Regions from separate parts of the Homo sapiens genome. Here region 1 is linked to region 2. Evidence: chromatin contacts called from ENCODE Hi-C or POLR2A ChIA-PET data. All regions are on one chromosome and are shown on one strand. Each heading gives the region's core, a stretch centred on a gene start or an enhancer-like site at or near the end of the contact. The rest is flanking DNA. Distances are from core to core; before and after follow the strand shown.

The links. Hi-C counts contacts between places; a loop is a spot of excess contacts on that map. ChIA-PET counts read pairs that join two places held with the same protein, here RNA polymerase II (POLR2A). Pooled maps may share reads with other maps.
Region 1: a loop to region 2 is called in a map of gastrocnemius medialis, with 5 times the contacts of the local background. The contact joins the promoter of TPRG1-AS1 here to the enhancer-like site in region 2. A Hi-C loop is called at or near these places in 7 of 168 maps with a recorded cell type or tissue (MCF 10A, OCI-LY7, PC-3 and 3 more) and 18 of 50 pooled maps. POLR2A ChIA-PET finds 5 or more read pairs at or near these places in 4 of 52 experiments (OCI-LY7, PC-9 and WTC11).

What each region holds. Positions count from the first base shown.
Region 1 is chr3:188,943,754-188,950,034 of GRCh38, reverse strand. TPRG1-AS1 (TPRG1 antisense RNA 1) reads left to right here and starts at 2,396. Exons shown (of 2, transcript NR_046873.1): 1 at 2,396-2,756.
Region 2 is chr3:187,911,275-187,917,487 of GRCh38, reverse strand. No RefSeq gene overlaps it. Among named protein-coding and RNA genes, the nearest start is that of LINC01991, 62 kb to the left of the region's middle. Within about 2 kb of position 3,672, at least 10 of the 41 ENCODE cell types and tissues checked have a DNase peak (open chromatin) inside an H3K27ac peak, as active enhancers do; they include OCI-LY7, PC-3, PC-9 and 1 more, where a contact is called at or near this core.

The DNA of each region.
Region 1 (6,281 bases), core at 1,147-3,646, 1.0 Mb before region 2:
GTACCATGTACTTGGATAGAGACCCTCAGTAAGGTGACTGTATAATTTATCATCCAAACCCAAAAACTTCAAGGTGAAGGAGGGACCTATTAATAACTAATTATACCAAGACAGAGTCATAAACTGAGATGGCAAATCAGGATGTATTATGATGTACCTTATGATGTACCTTAGCCATAAGGTACATTTTATATTATACCAAGACAAAGTCATAAACTGAGATGGCAAACCAGGATGTATTTATGATGTATTATGATATACCTTAGCCATCAGTATTGAGATCAACAGCAGAGTTTGTATCCACAGAGAAATCTCTATGGCATAAGAGGGATCTAGCAAGCACAAAAATGGCATAACCCAAGGCTGGCTGGGTGTACTGAGACTGAAAGAGAAAGAAGTGACATCTAAATAGAGGAGATGGCATTGAAGCTGGGTTTTGAGGGATGTGAAAGATTTGAATGTGTGGCAGAGATAGGCCAAATAGAGGCCATCAAATTCTGATGAGTTTAAAAAATTTTTTAAGACATCTCAGCCAAGGCCCAAGTGGCAGGAAAGCAGGAGGCGTCCATGGAGCACCGCGACCAGCCAGAACCCATCTGATGTGGCTGCCATGGAAGGAGTGGTAAGACCAACGAGAGATGAGGCAGGAAGGGTGCTGATGCCAGGCTGGGCTTGGTTCTAATTTCCTAGAGAGCACCAGGAGCGAGCTTTCCTCCTCTTATCAGCATGGCTGCACAAATCTCCATTCTCCTCATCCTGGACTTTTGTTGAGACTGCTCAGACCCACATCTCGTGGGCTGCTGCTAGTCTTACCAGGCTGACTGTCTTCCCTCCAACAAGGAAGGGAGTCTCATTTGAGGAACTGCACAACCTCTTCTGGTTTCTGTACCGGTCACTTTCTCTCTCTAGCCACTGGAGAAGTGGGTTGGAGCATTAGGGGGAAGTGTCTGTTTGGCAACCTCACAGGGCTAGAAAACTTGAAGAGGGTGGATTTTAGGGGCTATCCCCTTGAAAACATTCAAACGTTTGAATCTTTCTGGTGAGACCACTTGTATTCCTATTTTCCAGGAGTACACACAAGGCCAGAGGCACTTTGGACCTCAGGGCTTTCAGAGGGGTGAAAGACAAGGCGGTCAGGGAAAGACTTTCTCATTTGGCCTCACTGTTTTGTGATGTATGTCAGGAAGGTGTTATTGTGGTGAACAATGGAGAAGAAGGGAATTTAAAAGCAGAGAAATGAGTGACTCACCCAAGGTCACATAGCAAGTAACAGAGCTGCAAGCGGCTTGAATGCAAATCCCCTGGACCCAGGCCATGTATTCATGAACCTACCTCAAAGCCTGCTCTCAGAAAGAAGTGGAAGAGGGAGAGGAGGAAGACAAGAAAGAAGAAAGAGGAGGGGGAGGAAAAAGAGGGAGAGAAGCAGAGGAGGGGAGAGACAGCAGAGCCCTTCACTGTAGGTGAAGGACCTGGAACCTTCTCCTTTCACCCCTACTCACCCCCACTCCCTTAACTCCTCCTGGACCCAAGAAAATGTGTCCAAGGCTGTGCGGTAGGGAACGGCTGCTGGGTAACTTCTTTGCTGAGGCGCAAGCATGGCCCTGCGGGGTTGCTGAGCCTTTCAAAGGTCACTTGTAAACTCTGATGTGGCGCAGGGGCTGGCCCGGAGGGGCTGGGGCCTGGGCCAGGACGAGAGGACGGGCCTGCCTTTGGTGCCTAGAAATCAAAGCAGTCAACCTTGGGCTTTTTCTTCCCCCTCACACTGAGGCACTTTTATTGGCGAGATGAAGGGAGGCAGAGCGGGCCTTACAGTCCTCGCTTTGCTTTTGGAGGTTAATGACCCAGTTAGCAGCTCTTGGCTGCGTTTCCGACATTTTGCAGACATCAAGCCCCGCGTCTCTGCCAAGTACATTCTGTTCCCTGGAGCACATCCAGTGCATCTCAGATTACTATGTAATGCGACAAAGAGGGAGAGGTGGCTGGGAGGGGCATCGGGGAGCGGGGCGGGGAGGGGAGAGGGCGGGACGCAGGAGCGTGCGGGGAGGAGAGGAGGATGCCACTCTAAATATAGCTGCCCTCCTGGAATGCATCTTTCAAGGTGCTTATTTACTGCACAAGAGTGATCCCAGAGTGAGGGTACGATTGGGCCCTGTCGTCCAGGAATCCTGGAGCGCCGAGAGCGAAGCCCAGAACCAGGGCGAGGACAGACAGTGGGGGTGGGGAGGAGGCTGCAGGAGGCTCCTGGCTGGGAAGGGCTGGGAAGGTGGAATTCGAAGGGGGCGGGGCTAGGAGGTGGTGGCCCCGCCCACAAGGCCGCCGCCCCGCTTTGCAGCTCGAGCCTGAGCTGCAGCCTGCGCGCTAATTATAGACGTGAATGGAAAGCGGCCGCTTCTGAATGATCGCGTTGCTCGAGCTGCCGTTGGAAGCTTAGAAGCAGGTGCTACCGTGCTAGATACAAAGCGATCTATTTAAAAGCCCTCTGTCACGCACGCACACTTACTGACGAATCCTCTGGCTCTCTCCTACCACCGCCCGGTGGCGGATTCCGGAATTGGTTCAAAAGGCCTTGATCCCGAACACCCAGGACAGAGACAGAGTACTTTTCCTACCTCTTTCGCCTGCATCCTTAGAAAACTCCCGTGGATGAGAAGATCCCCAGGCCTTTACAAGCTGTTGTTTTACAAAAGGAGAAACTGAGGCAGGAAGAGGCGGTGGATGTGCACCAGAGCACGTGGTGCGTCGGTGCAATAGCTGAGGTAAACTTCTGGTCTCCTGACAGCCTCTCCATTTGCCTTACCGGGTTGGAACCTGAAGCAAGTCTCACTTTAACGCCGTTAATTTCCAGGCATGGATCTTTAGCCAATGATGAGCATCCTCCTCCTTTCCTGGTTCAGCGCCTGCTCCCTCCAGTCCCCACCCCCACCCCACTCCCACACGGAAAACTTGCTAATGCTGGCTGATTCTCATTGCTGGGTTTACTAGTTCAGGCCTGGAAACTGGGTAACCTCAATAACTATGACCATTTCAGTATGTGTGAGTCAATCTAATGTGCCCTCCCTCAGCATAATCCTGTCACGAGGAACGACGCAGGGGGCAAAACCTAGACTTTTCTTTCCCATCAGCATCTTGGCTGCACCTAGTGCTCACAGCCAAGTGTGTTAATGCACATGATGGCCTAATCCAGTCCATACGAGCACAGTGAAAATTCTTATGCCCATTTTATGGAATCCCTGTAGAAATGGAGTCTTGGAGGGAGGAAGTGACTTGCTCACAGTCATCTGCTGATGAGTGGTCGACTTGAGAGCCAAAACCAAGTTCTCTACCCTCGATGTGGGCTATGTCCAGTATTCATGCTTTGGCCTGCAAGGGGGAGCAGCAATCCACTTAGTAATAAAGAGGGATAAACCTACGTTCCCTCAGACACCTGGAGTGTCCTGAGGATCTCCACTCTGACCATTGGCCTTTTCTGCCTGTGGGTCTGGGGCCACTCCCACGCTAATCCACAGTATTAAACTGGGCATGGAGAGCTGCTGTCTTCTCTAGAAACCGAAATCTCCAAGTCCAGTAACTACATTCAGCTTCCAATAACAAGGCCAATCCTACTTACCACCTGGACCCATCTATGTCTCCCCACCTTTGCTGACTGCTTTGGACTTAACTCTGCCTGTGTCTCTCTTGGCTATTCCTGTAACCTCAAGATCTCCACCAGGGCAGATGGATAAAGAGGCAGCATCCAGTAACATGCTGAAAAAAGAAGGGAGAGGGAATAGGTGTGGATGATAGAATATTTTAGTTGTTTTTTATTTACCTCTTGGAAGCAAAGACTGTATCTTAGTCTTTGTAAGTCCTCCTTCTTCCCAACATATACAAGGTCCAGCCAGCCCAATGCACCGAGCATAGCAGACAACCAGAAATGTTAAAGAGTCATAAAACTTTCACATGGCTGTGGAAAATTGTATATACCTAGGTTGGTCACAGTCATGTTTCTCTGATAACAAAGATAGGTAGTTTTACAATACTGACAAATTATTTAAGCTTTCTAAGTCTCAGTTTTCTCATCTGTAAAATGGGCATAATTGTACCTCAAAGAAGCAGTACTGGCAGTGCTGAGCCAGGAAAAAAGCAAAATGTTCGCATGTGAATGGTTGTATCTACAATCAGGCTACTTAATTTGGAATCTGAATTCAGCTATGAGTCTAGCACTATGACTAGTGTCAGCACTCAGTAGTTCTTCTCACACAGGGTTGTTCTAGGAATTAAGCTGGATAACATATATGAGCACTCTGTACAGTGATATAAGATTGCTCACATACTTTATTATTAATAAATAAAGTTGCCCAGGGTTACACAGCTAACATACAGTAGAACTGGGATTTAAATCCAGATATGCTCCTGTCTCTGTCCTAGGTCTCCAGTCTCAAGTGCATAATAGTCATCATTACTGAGCACTTATTCAATAATATGGTTTTGCATTAACTGTGTCTGCTTCTATTTGAGATGCAGAAATAATAGACATGCCTTTAGGTTGGAGATAAGTAGGTAAGGGCCTAGGACAGATACACAAGTAACTGTGTAATACCAGTCAGTGGATGATGAGCGCTCTGATTAGCACAATAAACCAAATGCCATGAGCACCAGGGAAGAACAAGCAGATACTCCCCAAGGTGGGGAGAAGGGTTCAGGATGGCTGCAGTGAGGGTAAAGGAGCATGAACAGATCCTGGAAGAATTGGTAGCATTTGGACAAGTGGAGGTAGAGGTGAGGGAAGTTCCTGATAAAGGGATCAGCAAGAGCAAAGACCCAAAAGCAGGAAAAGAAAGGGAGGATTTAGAGAACAGCAAGCTTGCCAGCATTCAGAGAACATAGTGCCGGCGGAGAATGAGCAGGGGCAGAATGAGAAAGCACACTGGGAGCTAAGCAAGGAGACCAGGTGTCCCAGGGAGCCAGGGCAAGCTCAGCAGGGCCAGGTGAGTCTCTCTGATGACATGGAGGGCAGATGTGCTACAGTCTCAGGATGATAATGAGTGGAGAAATTTTGCTCTGGGGCCAGTTATGAGGCAGCAGAAGCTAGGGTAGCTTCATAGCTCCTTTGTAGCACCTCCTAGATGTTGTATTTGTGTATTTACTTGTGTTTCATCTTTTACGTTGGCCTATAAACTCCATGAGAGATGGGAACAGGAGCCTTTCCTTTCTTACTTGTCCCAGGGCTTACCACAGTGACATCCATAGTAGGAGCTCGATAAAGACTTGATGAGCAAGTGAATGCTTCTTTGACCCCAAGGCCAAGAGGACCACCACAGTGATCCAAACGTGGACAAAGGTTTCTCCAAGAAGGTTGTTCCTACCTTTAACTTCAGTAAACAGGTAGCCCAGGGTGGTGTAGAAGAGTTTAAAATTCACTGAGCAGGAATGCAGGACTTCTTTAATGATCCCTCAAATATATGTGCTGCAGTTTTAGAAAATGAAATCAGAAAGAACTGGGGAGAAAAGAAAGAAAAAAAATGAAACCTTGAGCTGAAATAAAACCCTTCCTGTGACTCTCTATCTCTTAGTTATCTTAATTACCCATCTTCTGGTTTTAGTCTTCCCTCTCTAAAAAAAAACAAAAGAAGGATGAAAGGGAAGAGAGAGAGAGAAGCAAAGAAACTTGCCCGAGAGAGCTATGAGTTTAGGCAACTGATTTTGTTGTCTTCTAAAGCCTTCTATGGCCTGGCTCCCTTCCCAGCTCAAGTTGGGAAACAGAAAAGAAATCCAATTGGTTTCCATTGTTAAGGGTTTGGGACAAACTGCTGATAGAAGCTGTGCCAACTGTCCTATCCTGGCCTTCTTTAAAATATGAATGTCATTGCCTTTTGTCATTCCACTTGGAAAGGCAATTTAGTGCTATGTTTTTTGAACAAGGGGACAGGATTCCAGGGCTGGAACAAACAGAACCTAGAGGTTACCTAATTCCACTCCTTCATGTTATAAAAGAGAAAACTGAGGAAAAAGAGAGAGGAAATGACTTGTTGATGGCTGCCCATCACATAAGTGATGGAGAATGGCAGAAAGGGATGAAGCCTTCTCATTTTAATGTTAGTGCTCTTTCCATACATGATGACAACTTCTTTAAGAGAGAACTCATATTTCTCTGAAAAGAGGGTAGTTTTAGAGAAGCAGATCTGGATTTAAATCCCAGTTCTACTGTACATTAGCTGTGTAAGCTTGGGCAAGAACCCAGATCTTCTGCAATAACAATAGTCATCATTACTGAGCATTTATTTTGTGCCAGGCTTAGGACA
Region 2 (6,213 bases), core at 2,423-4,922:
CAGAGCAGTGAAAATCAGAATGCCTGCCCCAGCCGGCTGGGGCGTGTCGCTGTCACCATTCATTAGGGGGTGTCAAGAAGGCGAGGCAATACGTGAGGTGCCTTGCACAAGGTCACTTGGTGTCTGTGAAACTGACTCTGCATTCTGAGTTCCTTAATATGATTTTTTAGGTCACAGTGTTCTAGGCAAAGCTCCCTGTTGATGTACATCTCTCATGCAAGATTTAGATCACCTCTTTTCGGGCAGAGCTCCATGGAAACACCGCCCATGATTTCTGAAAAGGAGTCTGATTGGGCCCTGGTGATACCCGGCTGGAGTGGACAGTGATCTCTGCAGTGGACACATTGCTGGACTGTTGGCAAGGCTACAGCTACCAGAATCTAGTCCTTGTAGGCTATTATTATTCTAATGCCATAGTAAATTCCTGTTTATCCAAAATGGCTAGGAAATGGGGCATTCTGAGCAATGGAAAATTCTGGTTCATTGGGTTACCCTCCATATCATTTACTGATTCTTGGTTTCAAAATAAGTAAATTACAACACACTTTGCTAATCACTAAAATGATAGTGGGTATGATTTAAGCTTTTTTTTTTATGATCCATAAGGTACTTCAGGATCTATTAGCACCTAATACCATTGTTAAGATCGCGACTTGTCATTTTCAAGGATTTGAGGTAGAAATGCAGGAGGTGGGGACAATTGGGCTGCATCAGTATTAACTCCCAACCAGATCGCTGGAACTGCTGCTGCAGTTGAGTTGAATCATTTCTTCCTTCATACCAGTTTGTTGGCAAGTGAAATAATAAGCATAAACATATTATCATAGTGCCTGGTATAGAGTAAGTCATTATTTTGTTATTATTTTTTTCCTCAAGAACATCAGGGGAAAGAAGAAAAGAATCGAATTCTTAACTAGCCAATTTGGTGTCTGAACAAATTCAATTCATAGAGCATTAGTTCTGACAGGAACCACGAAGAAAATATGCCTAATTTCATCATTTTCTGTAAAAGATAATTAAGGCCCAGAGAGGGAATGTCACTATAGCCTCATGTCTGTGAGGGGTTAGAGTTGATACTAGAACCCAAATATTCTGGGGCTAAGACCAGGGATCTTTTTAGCAGACCAACTCTTACCTTTATGCAGAGTTTCTGCACAGCAGGAAACAGAGAGCTGGAGGAGAAATGGCCTGTTTGCTCGGGGACTCTAGGAACTTACCCTATCAATACGGTTTGAAGGTCATCAAAGTCCCCTTCTGTACAAAAGCCCTGGCTATGACTCCAAAACACTTCACAGGGTAAAGGATTAATGAAGTCCCCATGATTCAGTCAAAATGAAAACTTTTTAAAAATAGCAAAGAGTCACACAACTCCCCACATCTGCAAGAGTAACTTTTTAAAAAGTCACCAAGACAGGTTTAAATTCCTAGCTTCGTCCTTTACTTTGCTTATGTTTTGAAGCTTGATTCATCCCTAGTTCTGTCTCTTACATACTTTTAAAGATAAACTTGTACTCACTTAACTTCCAAATTAATTTACTGTAAACTCCTCCCTCTGAAGGAAGAGGAAGAAGGAAATTAGTGATTTTAATGCTGATTGCATTTTTGAAAGGACTCAGTTTCTCGAAAATGAGCTTCTTTGTTGGTTAATAAATGTTTTCTCTGCCTTAGTTTCAGATTCTGATTGTTCTCTTTTCCTCTTGCCATTCTCTGAGCTCTCCTTCTGCCTTTGATCATGGGCCTGGAAATCTGCCGTTTGTACATGAGAAAAGAGAGGGCTGGGATTTCCATTACCTTCCAGAGTGCAGAGGGGACTATCGCATGAAATCTCTGTGAGGGACCAACTCCTATAACTGCTGCCAGAAGGGTGCTTTTTGATATCTGGCCTTCTATATCACATCTTTATTAACTCCAGGAGACTTATTTTCAGAGACATCTGGGTGTGTATGTCCATGCACATGCATACTCACGTTTTTCTATTTTCTGCAAATGCCTTGTGTTGACTATAAGCACAGAGTTGATCACAGACACTCTTAGGAGAGTATCAGAGAGGTCACGTGTCCAACCCTCCATGAGGCTCAAGTCCCTGCCAAGCCAATTCCACCACTTGGCATCCAGGTAAGAAAGGGAAGCAGGCAGGGAACAAGTCTCAACACTTTCTACCCCACCCTGCTCTCAAGAGCCTCCAGAGACCCCCATTGCTTTCCAGGTGCATTCTAAACCCTGGAGATTGGCACTCAGAGGAAGGAACAGGGTTTCCTGTTTGGCAATAACTGGCACTAGATAATATTTTATTTTAATAATGATGAGGCTGGTCTCTAAGACCCGGCTGACCCCTCCTGTCCTTCATCTTTCAACATTGTGAAATACCTCCCTTCCTTCTCTTACCCATCCTCTGCTGTGCCCAAGTCTCTGCTTACCTTCCCCCACTGCTCTGTACTTTGACTTCTCCTTACCCTCGTTCAAGCATTTTTTTCTGACTGTCATAGTCAATCTCCATTTCTCTCTGTTGAAGACACTTCCTCCTTTATAAAGTATTCCTTCCCTCTTCCTTCAACCTTCCAACCTTCATCCACATGGACTGTCCTCTCTGTGCCCCAAATAACTTACCTTAGGCACATTAGCAATCTCTCTTACTAGAGTATAAACTCCTTGAAGACAGGAACCACTTTATCTCTCTCCATATTCTCCTAACAGAGGACTAGGCCTGTAGTGGTGTAAGACAGGCCTTCTTGCATGAATGGAATCTCAGGTCAGTCTCACCTTTATTCTCATAAGAGGGAATGGTGTGTCCTCACTCTTTTCTCCTCCACTGAAAGCTGAATTAGGAATTATTTCTCTCCTGACCTCTGACCTAAATCTATACAGGTCTGTCCTGAAGCCACATCCACAAGATGATGGGGTGAACAAAAATAACCACGGGAGCTGAGTGACATAGCGGAATATTCACGCCTGTCCCGGCCTTCACATGGGCCTGGAAATTTACAGGAATGTATAGCTGTGCTGTTGCTGAGCTGGCTCAAAACCTGTTTTGCTCGAGCCTTCTTCCCTCACCAGATATGTTGGGTATGGTGAGTGTTGCCAATTGGGACAGGAGAACACCCAGCCCAGGCCCAGGTTTTATTTATCCCAGTGCAGCAGGCTTGCAAGTTAAGGATCCACAGACTTTTCAGTCCTTAATATGAACCTGGGAGCGTTTTGAGATATCTCAAGCAGCCAAGCCAAGAAAGCTTTCTGATTCCAACGGCAATAACCAGTTGTGATTTATTGACTATCAGACCCTGGAGCTGGAAGTAACCTTAAAAATCACCTTATGTGATTCTTTTCACAGATAAGGAAACAGATCATATTTGCCTTGCTTTTAAAATGAGGATAGATTGTATTTATTTGCTTAGTAATTCATTCATCCACCTATCCATCCTTTTATCCAATGATCTATTACCAACTCATTCATTAAATATTCACTAAAGCTAGGTGCCCAGCTTGCACTTAGTTCTAGACATAAAAACATAAATAAGATATGGCTTCTGCTCTCTAAGAGTTTATTATACCTACATGCATACACAAACACATAATTATGATTCAATGTGGTATATCCTGATACAAGTGTAAACAAAGCATGTTATGAGCACAGAGAAAGCGGTGACTAATCTGCTGTGCCTGGAAGAGTGAGGGGAGAGGTAACATTCAAACAAAACCTTAAAGGGAGAGAAAGAGTTCTATAAACAAGGAAGGAGGAAAGGGTCAGATTCTGAACAGCATCTCAAAGGCTCAGCCTGAGGGGAGTGTGCAGCTGGCTGGGACTCCTGAAGAGGGCTGTGGTGCAGAGTGCAAGACCTGCACTGTGGCGGGGGTGAAGGTGGTATAGAAGCCTAGCATGAAAATTTCCATAGCTGTGCTGAATGTCTGAGCTTTAGCTTGGGGCTGACAAGGAATCTTAAAAAGTTTTCAGATGGAGCAGTGTCACGTCAAATTTACATTTTGTTAAGACCTCCTTGGCCATAGTAAGAAGAGACAGAGACTGTTGCAATTATCCTAGAAATAAAGTCAGCCAGAGTAAGCTTTCAAACATATGTCAGACCATGTTACCCACTTGCTTATAAGCCTCCATGCCCCATACTGTCTGTCCCCATCACAAATCCCTGTTTTGTTTGTTAAGGTAGTACACATTGCCTTATTAAATCATTTTATTTATTTGTTAGCAAGCTAATTGTCTGTCTCAATCCTAAAGTGAAAGCACCATTAGAGCAAGGGCTATGTGTGTCTTAGTCAACATTGCGTCTCCAGTCCTAGCGCAGCAACTGGGGCATCACTGGCCCCACAGAGAGTTTGGAGAATAATTGCCAAGAACTTGACCTCAGGAGGTGGTAATGGGGAAAGAGAGAAGGTGAGGGAAGATGACCCTCAAAGGCAGAAAACCAGATCCTCTCTTTTCAGACCCACAGCCCACTCAGTGAGTGGACAGTAGCTGTTTTCAATAGACGGAGAATGGGGTGTGTTCTTCACTGACTGAATTTGCTGCTCACATCTGAGAATTTTTATGACAGGCAATCCTGTTTTCTCTCTTGCCCTCTTCACCCTGTGTGTTTCCCACATTATCCGGCTGTTCAATGTAATCTTCCAAGGATCCTCTACTCTGTGCTTCTGTGTTCTAGCCTCAACCCTGCTGCTAACTAGCTGTGGGACAGACAAGCTACTTTCCTCAGGGCTTTGGTTTCCTTAACCGTACAAAGAGAGCGCTCGCCAAGGACCCATACAATGCTTTCTAACTTACATGCTGTGATTCTCAAATTTCCCCAGCGACGGCAAGAGTTCTTCTGTGTTTTCATTTTATAAAGTGTACAATGATTATGCACAAAATCTCACAAAACAATAATTTTTTTATATACCCCTATTGTCCCTCTCAATTTCTAGCCATAAGTGTTTTTACAGTGATAATCAGAGCATGTGTACAATTTTGCATTCCACTCTCATGCTTGCCCATTATTTGTTATATGTCTTTCATTTTGCCACAGAGTCTTCTCATTTATCATTTTAATGGCTACATAATTTTTCATGGAGTTAATATATCATAAATTATTTAACCATTCCTAAATTGTTGGAAATTTGGATTATTTCCAGGTTTTGCTATTTTAAAGCACCTTGACCATATAGGGTTTTTTTTTTCTTTTTTTTTTTTTTTTTTTAAGAGGCGTTTTACTTAGAGTAAATCCCTGGGACTGAGATTATTAGCTGAGTTTTATGACCTTGAAAGGTATTGCCAAACAGCTCTCCAAAGGGATTGTTTCCATTTGCGTTCAGTTTGTGTTCCACACACGAGCATGCCAGTGTCACAGAAAGCTTGCCAACATGTTTTTTTAAAATCAATTTCCTTTATTTTTTTCAAGTTCAACTTGTATGAAGTGGGGCTTTCTGATTGTTGCTGTATCAGGGTTATCATCAGTGAGGCTAAAATTATGATACAGAGCTTGGTAAATAGAAGCACTTAATAATCAGTATTGTTATTATAAAAAGAGGAATCCTAGGAGGATGAAGCATGCTTGTTCTATCCTCAAACCTCTTTCTTTTCTACTCCTGCCTCCATTTCAATTTACTGCAAATAGTTTCTCCTTACCTTCAATGTTGCCTCCAATTAAAGTGCTACCAGTTCTTCTCTATTCTAAGGTAGCAGAGGCTCCTTAAAGTTAGAAGTCTTGGGCCACGCTGTTTCCCCACTGATTGTCCCCTCCTTTCCATATCTCTGTCAAGAGAGGATCCTCAGTAAATATGGGTTGTTCCCAAAGCAGATTCTTATGTTCCTCTGAAGTCCTCCTTTCCAGAGTTGCCTTCTCCTACTTCTCATCTTCCCAAAGACACCCTTTTGTTATTTGAAGATGATGATCATTTCCCCAGTGAACATTTTCTTCTCCAAGTTGAATATCTCTTCTTTTTAAGGCATCCCTTATCCTACTCAAATGTTCATCTTCTCACAGTCCTGGTTGCTGCTCACTGAGTGAGTTCCAGTCTGTAAATTTCTTCCTATAAGTGTTTGGCCCATTCATCTATTAAAATTTAGTAGACATCATCCAAGCAACAAGCAGGAAATGAAGATGAGTAAGACCTTGATCTTGGCCTCCATATGCTCAGAGTCCAGTGGGTCAGAGGGAAGCACAACCCCCCAAGACTTTGGCTCTAGAGACCTCCTAGATAGCAGGCTGATGAGTAAGTCAGGGAACG